Regions from separate parts of the Homo sapiens genome. Here region 2 is linked to region 1. Evidence: chromatin loops called from intact Hi-C (ENCODE). Cell type or tissue: PC-9. All regions are shown on one strand. Links, peaks and the distances in the headings refer to the core of each region. The heading gives the core; the rest is flanking DNA.

Region 1 (5,382 bases), core at 141-5,140:
TACTCTATTGTATAGGTAGACCATAGTTTATTTAACATCTTTCCAATGTGAGACTTTTTAAAAAAATATGGTGCAGTTACAAACAATACTACAATGAAAATTTTGTGCATGTGTATTAATGTTGGAAGTATATTTTCAGGGTAAGTAGTTAGAAATGGAAGGACTGGGTCAAGAGATCAACAAATATGTAGTTTTGTTGGGTGTTGTCAAATTCATCTCCAAAAGGGTTCTACCAGTTTCCATTTTCACCAGCAAAGTATGACTGTACTTATTTTCCAAAGCCTCAGCGTATTCAAAAGAATATGTTGTCTGACTTTTAACTTTTTGCCATTGTGATAGAAGTATTATGTCAGTGTTATTTTAATTTGCTTAATTTGCTCTTTAAGTTTGAATTCCTTTTCATGTGTTCAGGGGTCATTTTCATATCTTTTTTTTGATGAATTGTCTGTTCTTTTTCTATGGAGTTTTTGGCCCTTTGTCAACTTTTAAAAGTTTCTTTACGTTAGTGGTATTACCTCTTTGTGGTGTATGTTTCCTGACTTTTGTTCCCCTTCTTTTTTTGTCAGTTTTCAGGTGGAAAGACCTTTATGTGTGTGTGTGTTTGTATGTTGTTAATGGGAATGATTTTTAGTTTTATTGTATTTTAATCAGAGAGTATAGTTTATTATTTCTTCTTTATGGAATATACTTATTTCTTTGTGACTTACTATGTGATCAATTTTTGTTAATATTCTCTGGGCCCTTGAAAATAAAATGTATTTTTCATTATGAAGGGAGTAAGTTTAATATGTGTGTATGTGTGTGTGTGTGTGTAAAATATACGTATACATATTTATGTATACACACATGATTTCATTTCCTAATTATGTTTTTAGGTCTTTTATCTTATTAATTTTGCACATTTGATCTTATACTAAGAATGATGTATTAAAGTTTCCTATTATCATTAATATTAATGTGTTTCTATGTGTGTCTTTTGCGTCCCCTATGGTTCTTTCTACACAGAGGTAATAATTGTCTTATTGATATATAGATATTCATAAGTGTTATACCTTCACTGTGATTTGAAACTTTTAGCATTAATACAAGATCTTCTTTGTCTTGCTCGGTGTTTTTTTGCTTGAATTCTACTTTTTCTGATTTTAAGAATGCTATGCTTGCTTTTTTATTGTATCCATTTGCCTGTTATATTCTGTCCATCCATTTGTTTTTAACATTGTTTTAGGTGTATCTTTTGTATAGTTGAGTCATGCTTTGTGGCCAGATTTATTTTTTTAAGAGGTGAATTAAGCCTGTTCATATTTATTGATATTACTTTCACATTTATTGAGTTATTGATATATTCGATCTGAACTTTATCATAATATATTGTGGTGTTATATATGTCATAACATGTTACATTTTATTTCTCTACAATATATGTTTTATTATGCTTTTGAATTGAAATTTTGGTTGCTCTTTAGAAAGGTTATATTTTTGTTTTAATGGTTGCTTTTATACTTAAAACTTTTAAAGTCCCTTATCCCTCATTTTTAACTTTGTTCTTAGTAAAAGTATTCTTTAACTATTGCCTATGCAATAATCAGTATATTCTACTTTCCTCTTTGCTGCTTTCTTCCATTGTTTAGTTACGTTATTTCTACTTTGTCAGAACATATAACAATTGGATATTAGTCTTTCAATGTAATCCCCAGCTTTTAGTCTGAAATCTGTAATTTTTATGTATTAACATGTTCTCCATTTGTTTTGTGCTGAAATTTTCCTAGTTATTTATTACTTGAACAAGGCTCATGCTTTGGTAAATTCTTCAGAAAGAGCTCATTAATGTGACATTCCTATGCTCTTGTGTGTTTCACGTTTTTTCTGTAGACTTGGTGCTTTAAGGACAGCATTGATGGATATAAACTTCTTGACCCACATTTTTAAAAACTGAGTTGTTTGAAAATGTGGCTTCATTGTTGTCTTGTTTCCGTGTTGTTTTTGAAGAATCTGATGCCACTCTGATTGCTTTACTCCTCTACATTAGTTGATCTTTTTGCCTAGAGGCCTTGACGATTTTCCCCATTATTTATGAAATCTGTTTTATAAGAATATGTCCTATATTTGATTTTTCCAGGTTCTTTTTCACAGGTACCCATTTTATCTGGTATTAGTTCTGCTCCATTGTTTTTTTTTCCCTCTTTAACGGACTCCAATTATATAAATGTAATTCCTTCTTTGCCTGTGTTCCATTTCTACCACTTTCTTTCTGATTCTTCTTTCTTTATTTTACCATCCTCCTTCTGGTTGTTTTTCTCCTTTTCTTCAATGCCCCCTCATTAAATCTTGATTGATTCCATTGTCCCTTGCATGCTTTGGAATTTAGATTTTGTTTCTGAGATGATTTTATTTCTTTTTTTTTTCTGAGTTAAATCAATTCTCTTTTCATTTTTTCTCTATTTTTGTTCTTAATTTTTGAGTTTCTGACTAAAGCAATTTATATCCTTAAATGCTTGATTGAGCATATGTAACTTAGTTTTTAAGTATTAGTTTGTGTTTCTTTTTAGTGCTCCTTAGTTTTGGGGGGTGGGTGGGAGAAAAGTTGGATTTTCATTAGTTGAGCTCTTTTGAATTGACTTTCTGATTTTTGAGTAATAATTTTCTATATTTTTATTGAATTTATTTGTCGTTCCTTTTTGGTTGTGTAAAAGACTTCCTTAGTCTCTGGTGCCCTCTTCTGTTAGTGTAGCAATGCACACTTTAGTGGTTTATTTATTTATTTTTGGTGTGGGTTAGAGAATGGTTTTGTAAATCCTCTAATTTTTTAGCTGTGCTTTATCTTTCACAACCTTGAATTTTCTCATTTGCATCTTTTTTCTCTTCCTACTCAATTGAAAAGGTTGTCTTTCGCTTTGTATTAACTCCTTTTTCTTTTATTGTAACTATGGTTTTGGGATCCTCTCACTTCAAATTGGGCATGCTTTTACACCACTTTTCTGTGGTCCCTGCTCAGGCCTACTAGGACACTTTTTAAAGGCTTTTCACACTTAGTGTAACTTACACTTTCTGGGTTTCTAAGGTCAACCTTAGCACCTCACTCATTCTCCTCTCTTTCTCTTATTTTTTCCAGCTTGCTCTTGCTTACTTCAAAGCCTTATCAGTGGGGTAGGAGTATAACAGTTCTGTCCCTAGGTTTTGACTGGCATTCCTTCCTGCCTGCCTGCCTGCCTGCCAAAGGCATTGTGTTCAATAGTTTTATTTGTTCTTGTTGCTCTAAATTATTTTTAGAGGAAGCATTGACAGCCGTCATTGTCTTTAGTCCTCATAAGAATAATTTGAGGCCTAGGATATTAGAATATTTCTCTGAAAACGGTTTTGTCTCATTTTGCTGGCCAGTTAGAGGAAGTATGTCTGGGATTGCCTTAGATCATCTTCGTAGCCTGAAGCTCTCTCTATTGTTCAGAAAATGTGATACCTGACTGCAAGTCTACACAAGGACTGGTTTACTTTTGTGCTCATCCTCATCAGGGGGATGAGTCTTTTAGGGACTCAAACACCCCAGCTTGGTTCCACAGCAAAGCTTTCCCTTTTGTCTCACTTCCATGGTAAGCTGTTACAACCCATGTTCAGGTTTTCAGTTGATAGGTTAGATAGGCAGATACTCTCAATGCTTCTCTCTGGCTTTGTGCTTACTTTATTTTTTATTTTTATTTTTTAATTTTTTACCCCTGGCTTCATGCTTCCTGTAGAGTTCAGTCACTCCTCTCTATCTCGGTTTTACTTCTTCAATGCTGTTAAGAATTTCTGTATTTTTTTCAGTAGCATTTATCAGGAAGTTTGGTTCTAATTATCAAAACCAACATTACTAGAAATGGCAGCTGACTCATTCTTTTATTAAAACATTTTTTATGTTTGATTATGGGACTTTGGGTGGGAAGAATGATACATTCATTTGCTCAGTTATCCCTTTTGAGCCAATCTTCTACCAAGTAAAGACCTGCTGTGTCACTGACCAGAAAGTTACTTTATTTCAGTGGTAAAGCAGCTTATGACTAATGATAGCTGTGGTTAATAATCATGAAGACAATAATGAGGAAAACTTATTTAGCCATTGGAATGTGCCAGATACTCTGTATTTTTTATATATTATTTTGTTTGTAATAAAATCTACTAATTTACTATTATTATTCCCACTTTATAGATGATTCCCTGAGGCTTAGCTACTGTATCACTTGCCTAAGTTTACACAGATAGTAAGCGGCAGAAACATGTTTGAGGCTCTGCCTTGAGCCTTGGAGATACAGGACTAGCAAATTCCAGCTTGCTTCCTACCTTCATGGACCTTACAGGATTTAATTCCTCGACACTGTGGGATGGTCAGGGATGTAATTTTAGAATATGAAAGCGATTCACTAGTATTTCCACTAGAATTGAGGATAATGTCTCTTGTTGGGAACTGACTATAAGTTCATGCAAATCAAAAACAGATTAGCAAAGATCAGAAGAGTGTCTTAATTCTCTAAAAACCCCCCATACCATGTAGCGTAGTGTTTTCTTCAGAGTTGTACTAAGTGAATGTTAATTTCATTACGTTTATTGACAGGACATAATGAGTCTTATTCCCACATTATAACTTTTTAGAGTCAAAAGATTCTTAGCAGAATTTTAAAGTTATCTGATATAGATGGGCCAGGATATTTTCTTTATTTATACTTTCCTGTTGGTTTACAGTTATTTGCTGGTATAAAGGATGGAGAAAGCCTGCAGCTCTTTGAACAAAGTTCTCGCTCTGCGCATAAACAAGAGACACACACCATGGAGGCCGTGAAGCTTGTAGAGTTTGATCTTAAGCAAACGCTTACCAGGCTCATGGCACATCTTTTTGGAGATGGTAAGTGCTCAAACACAGGTTGACGATCTCTTATCTGAAATACTTGGGACAGAAGTGTTTTGGATTTGGGTTTTTTTTTTTTTTTTCATATTTTGAAATTCTTTTTTTTTTTCCCCGAGACGGAGTCTTGCTCTGTCACCCAGGCTGGAGTATAGTGGTGCGATCTCGGCTCACTGCAACCTCCACCTCCCGGGTTCAAGGAATTCTCCTGCCTCAGCCTCTGAGTAGCTGGGATTATAGGCGCCCATCACCACACTTGGCTAATTTTTATATTTTTAGTAGAGACAGGGTTTTACCATGTTGGCCAAGCTATTCTCAAACCCCTGGCCTCGTGATCCGCCCACCTCGGCCTCCCAAAGTGTTGGGATTACAGGCATGAGCCACCGCGCCAGGCCTGAAATTCTTGCATATACATAATGAGATGTCTTGGGGATGGGAGCCAAGTCTAAACACGAAATTCATTTGTATTTCATATACACTTTACGCACATAGTCTGAAGGTAATTTGATATA
Region 2 (5,382 bases), core at 215-5,214, 1.1 Mb after region 1:
AGCCCTCCCTGGCTCTTCCACAAGTGTTGGGGTGAAGTGGTGCAGAGGGAGACATTGTGTCATGGAGCCCTGGGAAGCACTGAGATTAAGAAACCTCTCTCAGGAGGCTGAGATGGGCAGATCACGAGGTCAGGAGTTCGAGACCAGCCTGACCAACATGGTGAAACCCCGTCTCTACTAAAAATACAAAAATTAGCCAGGCGTGGTGGTGGGCACCTGTAATCCCAGCTACTCAGGAGGCAGGGGCAGAAGAATTGCTTGAACCCAGGAGGCGGAGGGGCAGAGGTTGCAGTGAGCCCAGATCGCACCATTGCACTCCAGCCTGGGTGACAGAGTGAGACTGTCTCAAAAAAAAAAAAAGAAGAAACCTCTCTCATTTAGCCTTCTATCTAACGATGTTTCTATACTGACCATGTTTAGAAATTAGCAAATAGCATATGGTCTCAACTAAATTAAACACCCACAGGAAAAAAATAGTTTAAGGAAACATACCAAAAGGATTATTATGTATTTAGAATCCGGGTAATATTTAATTTTTGTTTTCATATATTTCCTTATTTTCCAAAAATTGAGAAGAACATCTACTAGTTTCATAATGAAAAATCATATTTTCTAAATGCCTAAACACACAATGTTTAACATAACACTACGTACGCCGTACATGTATAACATACAATTAGGTAAAAATTATCCACATGGAAAACACCTGGATAGAACTCCCCTCCCTCCACACACACACACAAAAATCCCAGTGTTTTCCTCTGCATAGCGATTTCTCTATACATATCTGTAAATTTTCAAATTTTTATGTAATGGAGGAGGGAAGGGGAAACTTTAAAACACCAGTCCCAGAAATATGGCCCACCTGTGTGTGGGTGGTTAAGGAGCACACCTGGAACATTCACACCAGGTTCCCCTGGGAGCCCAGTGTCCTCCCCCACTCCAAAACCACGCCCGGCTACTTCTTGTATTTTTAGTAGAGATGAGGTCTCACCACCTTGGCCAGGCTGGTCTCCAGCTCCTGAGCTCAAATGATCCACCCGCCTCAGCCTCCCAAAGTGTTGGGATTACAGGCGTGAGCCACCGCACCCGGCGGTTCGTTTCATTTTCCTTCACTACCTTTCCTCGCTCACTCCACTGGCTCGTTCTTGGAGCCCCGACTCCTCTACACTGGGTCCCACTACACTGGCCCTTGGTACATACATTCCCACACTGTCAATCAACTCTTTCACCCCCACTCTGCGAGTCCCATCTCCCCAGGAGCCCGCGAGCTCCTGGGACAAGGATGTGACCATCCCCAAGCTCCTTCTCCAGGCTGAGCTGGGGGTGGGGGGGCTTTCCACAAATAAGATTAAACTGAACAGGCGCCCTTCCTCCCTCAGCCTTTCCTGGCCCTCATCCTTGAATTCCCAGCCCCCAGCTTTGCTTGGGAAATCAAAAGACGCCAAAAGGCAAAAAAACAGCTCACTGGGGAGAAAAACCCGAGTCTCCCTCCCAGGTCAGTAATTAGTGCGGCCGGAGGAAGAGCAGCCCCTGGCACAGTCGGGTCCTTAACAGCTCCCGCCCCAGAAGCTGCCTTCGGATGAACAGCCGGGTGAATCGCCATGAAAAATTAATCAGCCTCCGCCTGTCCGCGGCCTAGATGGGCGCAAAGCAGATGACCTGGCAGGAACCAGCCGCAGTGAAGCCACCGCAACCGCAGCCGCAGCCGCGGAGGGGAGGCCGTGCACCCGCCCGCCGGGAGAGCCGCGCGCCTGAGCCGGGCGCACGTGGGAAGTGGGCCACGAGACTGGAGTCCACCGAGATGGAGGCCCCGGCACTCGGGCTCAGGCCTTTGTGCTTAGCACGTACTGTTGGAATCCAGCACGCCCTGCTCCGGCGGGCGCCTCCGATCCTGAAGCGCGCACCTGGGAACTCACGCACCGCCCAGCCGCGAGGGGCTTGGCCTGGCTGAAAGCCACATTATTCTCGAAAACAACCGTGGGAAGCACACGCTGAGCTCCCGGGGCCCCTAGAGTATGCAAAGAGGCCGGCCCTGCGAGACTAAATAAGTCTCTCCCCCTAGGACCTAGTCCCTTGCCACCGGCTCCCGCGGCCACCGCGCAGCCAGAGTGCACCGTCCCTAGGGCTTTGGCGGTGGCCAGAGCCAGCAAGTGCGGCGGCCTGGAGCTGGGGTGGTGAGGGCGGATGGCAGGTTGGAGAAATGCAGCCGAGCCGCAGGTTTCTAGAGGCCTCTACAGCCCCTGCCATCTGGGCACTGCACAGACAGACGCTGCGTGAGACCTGGAGCTCGCCACCTCCATGCGGCGCTGCCAGCCACTCCGCTGCGGGTGCAGGAGCGTTCCATGTCGGGGACTGAGGGACCAGCGCCGGCTCCCCAGTTTCTCTGCATTGTGAAGTCATTTTCTTAAACTCGGGCTTTAAATAACCACCGATGACTTGCCTACGGGCCACGCAGATGCTATACTCTGACCTCGCTGGGATGTGCAGAAGTATTCTACTGTTTTGCTTTTGAATCAAATTAGGGAGTTTAGAGAAGTTTTAGATTCAGGTCAGGCTTTCCCAGGACCTCCAGGCTGTGGACTGTGCTCGAGCTTAGGCCAACAGCGCCATCTGGTGGTTATGATCCGCATGTACCCGCCAATGCCTGCAGACCGGAGAGAGTGATGTAATGGTCCACAATTGTTCCTGAAGCCAGCTCTGCAGCAGGCCAGATGTTATGGGTGTTTTATACCCCAGTTTTTCGTGTAAGTCACTGAGCGAGGGGGTTTCTTCATAGGACGAATGCTATATGCTGTAATGGAAATTCCCCTTTTTGCAATCTATTCTAGAGAGGGTGGATTTGAAGCTAGGGAGACATAGGACATAAAAAATCCAATCTCTTTGACTCCCAGCCTGACTACCTGACTTTACCAGGTCCCACCAAGACAGGATGTGAATGCATGCCTCTTGATTCCAAGAGGATGTGGAACTGTTTTACATTCCTATGCTGTCATGGCCTCCACCAGCTCATGCATTCCTTCAGGACTGAAAGCAGACTCCACACTGCCTGAAAAATTCCCGGGACACTGATCCTCACCAGAGTTGCCCCTCTGTCCCTCAGACGTCCTTTTATTCCCTTACTACCGCAGCCTGTGGCTGGCCTCCCGCCAGGGCGCTCCAGCACCTCGGACCCCTCAGCTGTCTCTCTACTCTTTGCCTCTTACCTTGACTTGCCCAGCACCCTGCAGTTGCTTTTCTGTCTTTACCCCATCTGGCCAAGACTAACTAGAGAATGTCACCAAACTATGCCAATTGGACCAGCTGCAAATTTAGGCTGTGGGACTTCAGATGAGCCCTCACTGCAACTCAGTTTTCAGCATTTGTTGATTCCTGCATTGCAGATATTCCAAATGTTTCCTTCCAATTTTTAGCTCTTGCCCTTACAGTATCTCACAATTTGAGAAACAACTTCTACTTTACAGAGTTGAAGTTGGCCTCATGTGAGTTTCCTCAATGTTGCCTCTTTTGCCCTTAAAATGTTTGTATCACCTTATTTTTTCATTCTACGTTACTTCAACAGGGAAAAATCCTTTGTCTTTCCAAACCAAATGCATCTGCTTTTATCTCTAACATAAAATATGAAGCCCAAACAAAGCAGGAAAAAAAAACTCAAAATAGAAGCAAAAGGAAACTTCAAGAAACTATCATTAACATTCTCAGAAGAATGAATAAAAAATATTGCACACATGAAAAAAGGATGCCACAAGAAAAGGAATATTCAGGAGGTGGAAAAATCCTATTAGAAATTAAAAAATATGATAGCAACAATGAAAGTTTCAAGAGAAGAGTTAGAATAGAAATTTAGTGAAGCCTTCCAGAAAGTACAATAAAAAGGCAAAAGGGCAATTTTTAGAAAGAAGGAAAACTACAACATTAGCCCAAGAGGCCAAGTCAGCTACGTAATTTGAGAGACTCAGTGAAAAATGATGATGTGGAGTTCTCTAAGAATTTTGGCTGGGCGTGGTGGCTCACACCTGTAATTCCAGCACTTTGGGAGGCCGAGGCGGATGGATCACAAGGTCAAGAGATCGAGACCATCCTGGCCAACATGATGAAACACCGTCTCTATTAAAAATACAAAAAATGAGCTGGGCGTGGTAGGATGCGCCTGTAGTCCCAGCTACTCCAGAGGCTGAGGCAGGCGATTCACTTGAACCCAGGAGGCAGAGGTTGCAGTGAGCTGAGATCGCACCACTGCACTCCAGTCTGGTGACAGAGGGAGACTCTATCTTGAAGAAGCTGGGGTCAGTGCAATGCACCTGTAATTCCAGCTACTTGGGAGACTGGCTTGAGGCGGGAGGATGGCTTAAGTCCAGGAGTTCAAGACCAGCCTGGGCAACATAGTGAGACCCTGTCTCTAAAAAAAAAAAAAAAAAAAAAAAAAATTAGCCGGGCATGGTGGCTCATGTCTGTAGTCTCAGCTACTGGGAAGGATTGTTTGAGCCCACGAGTTAAGGCTGCAGTGAACCTTTTCTAGTTCTTTATTAATTTTTTTTAGAAACAGGGTCTCACTCTGTTCAATTCTAGCTCATTGCAGCCTTGAACTCCTGGACTTCAACGATCCTACCACCTCAGCCTCCTGAATAACTGAGACTACAGGGACGTGTCACCACGCCCAGATAATTTTTTTAATTTTTATCTTGTAGAGAAAATGTCTCACTGTGTTGCCCAGCCTGGTCTCAAAACAATCCTCCTGCCTCAGCCTCCCAAAGTGCTGGCCTGAGCCACTGTGCCCAGCCCCTTCTCTAGTTCTAACTAGTGACCTTCTCTAGTGAGTCTCAGCCAGATGAGGTATAAGACATCATGTCACTGCACTCCAGCCTAGATGACAGAGCAAGACCCCGTAAAAAGTCTTTAAAAATTTCAGGGTGGCAACAGGAGAGCATTAAACCCAGCGGGGGGTTGCTGCAGTGGGCACAGTCCTTCGGTCCCTGCTTTATACCTTGTGATTCAGGGTTCTCAGCAACCCATGCCATGAGGAATCCTCCTCATCAGAGTTAAAGCCATAGGTCACACACTGCCTTGCAGGCTGTTTTAAAGTGGGTGGAAGGCGAGGATGCCCTGTCAGCCCTGAGGATTTAAAGCCATGTTCTACAGAAGCCTTACCACATGTGACTGTTCAGACCTAGATCTGGCTCATTTGATGCAGTTGTGCTGCCAGTGTAAACTACACATCAGATTTCACATAAAAAACAATGTCAAGTACGTCATTAATCATTGCATTATGTTGAATACATGTTGCAGTGATGTTTTGGATTTACTTGGTTAAATAACGTTTTATTAAAATTAAGTTTACCAGTTTCTTTTTGCTTTTTAAAAATGTGGCTACTAGAACATTTT

The links. Hi-C counts contacts between places; a loop is a spot of excess contacts. Peaks named below come from ENCODE experiments on the same cell type or tissue, not always from the same donor. Only the 100,000 strongest peaks of a DNase experiment are listed, where the experiment ranks them.
Region 2: it touches region 1 in a loop (6-fold over the local background); 3 of 110 quality-filtered maps call a loop at or near these places.

Annotation. Positions count from the first base shown.
Region 1 is chr6:5,399,832-5,405,213 of GRCh38, forward strand. It overlaps FARS2 (phenylalanyl-tRNA synthetase 2, mitochondrial), which reads left to right. Exons shown (of 7, transcript NM_006567.5): 3 at 4,711-4,870. Among named protein-coding and RNA genes, the nearest start is that of FARS2-AS1, 56 kb to the right of the region's middle. In PC-9, for the core only: a CTCF peak has its summit at 2,700 (motif pointing left); no DNase peak of the experiment used is centred there.
Region 2 is chr6:6,544,626-6,550,007 of GRCh38, forward strand. The region is part of intron 3 of LY86-AS1 (LY86 antisense RNA 1); the gene reads right to left. Among named protein-coding and RNA genes, the nearest start is that of LY86, 41 kb to the right of the region's middle. RefSeq lists enhancers at 2,378-2,437, 2,518-2,567, 2,658-2,707. In PC-9, for the core only: CTCF peaks have their summits at 2,615 (motif pointing left) and 2,818; no DNase peak of the experiment used is centred there; H3K4me3 peaks cover 424 bases; H3K27me3 peaks cover 467 bases.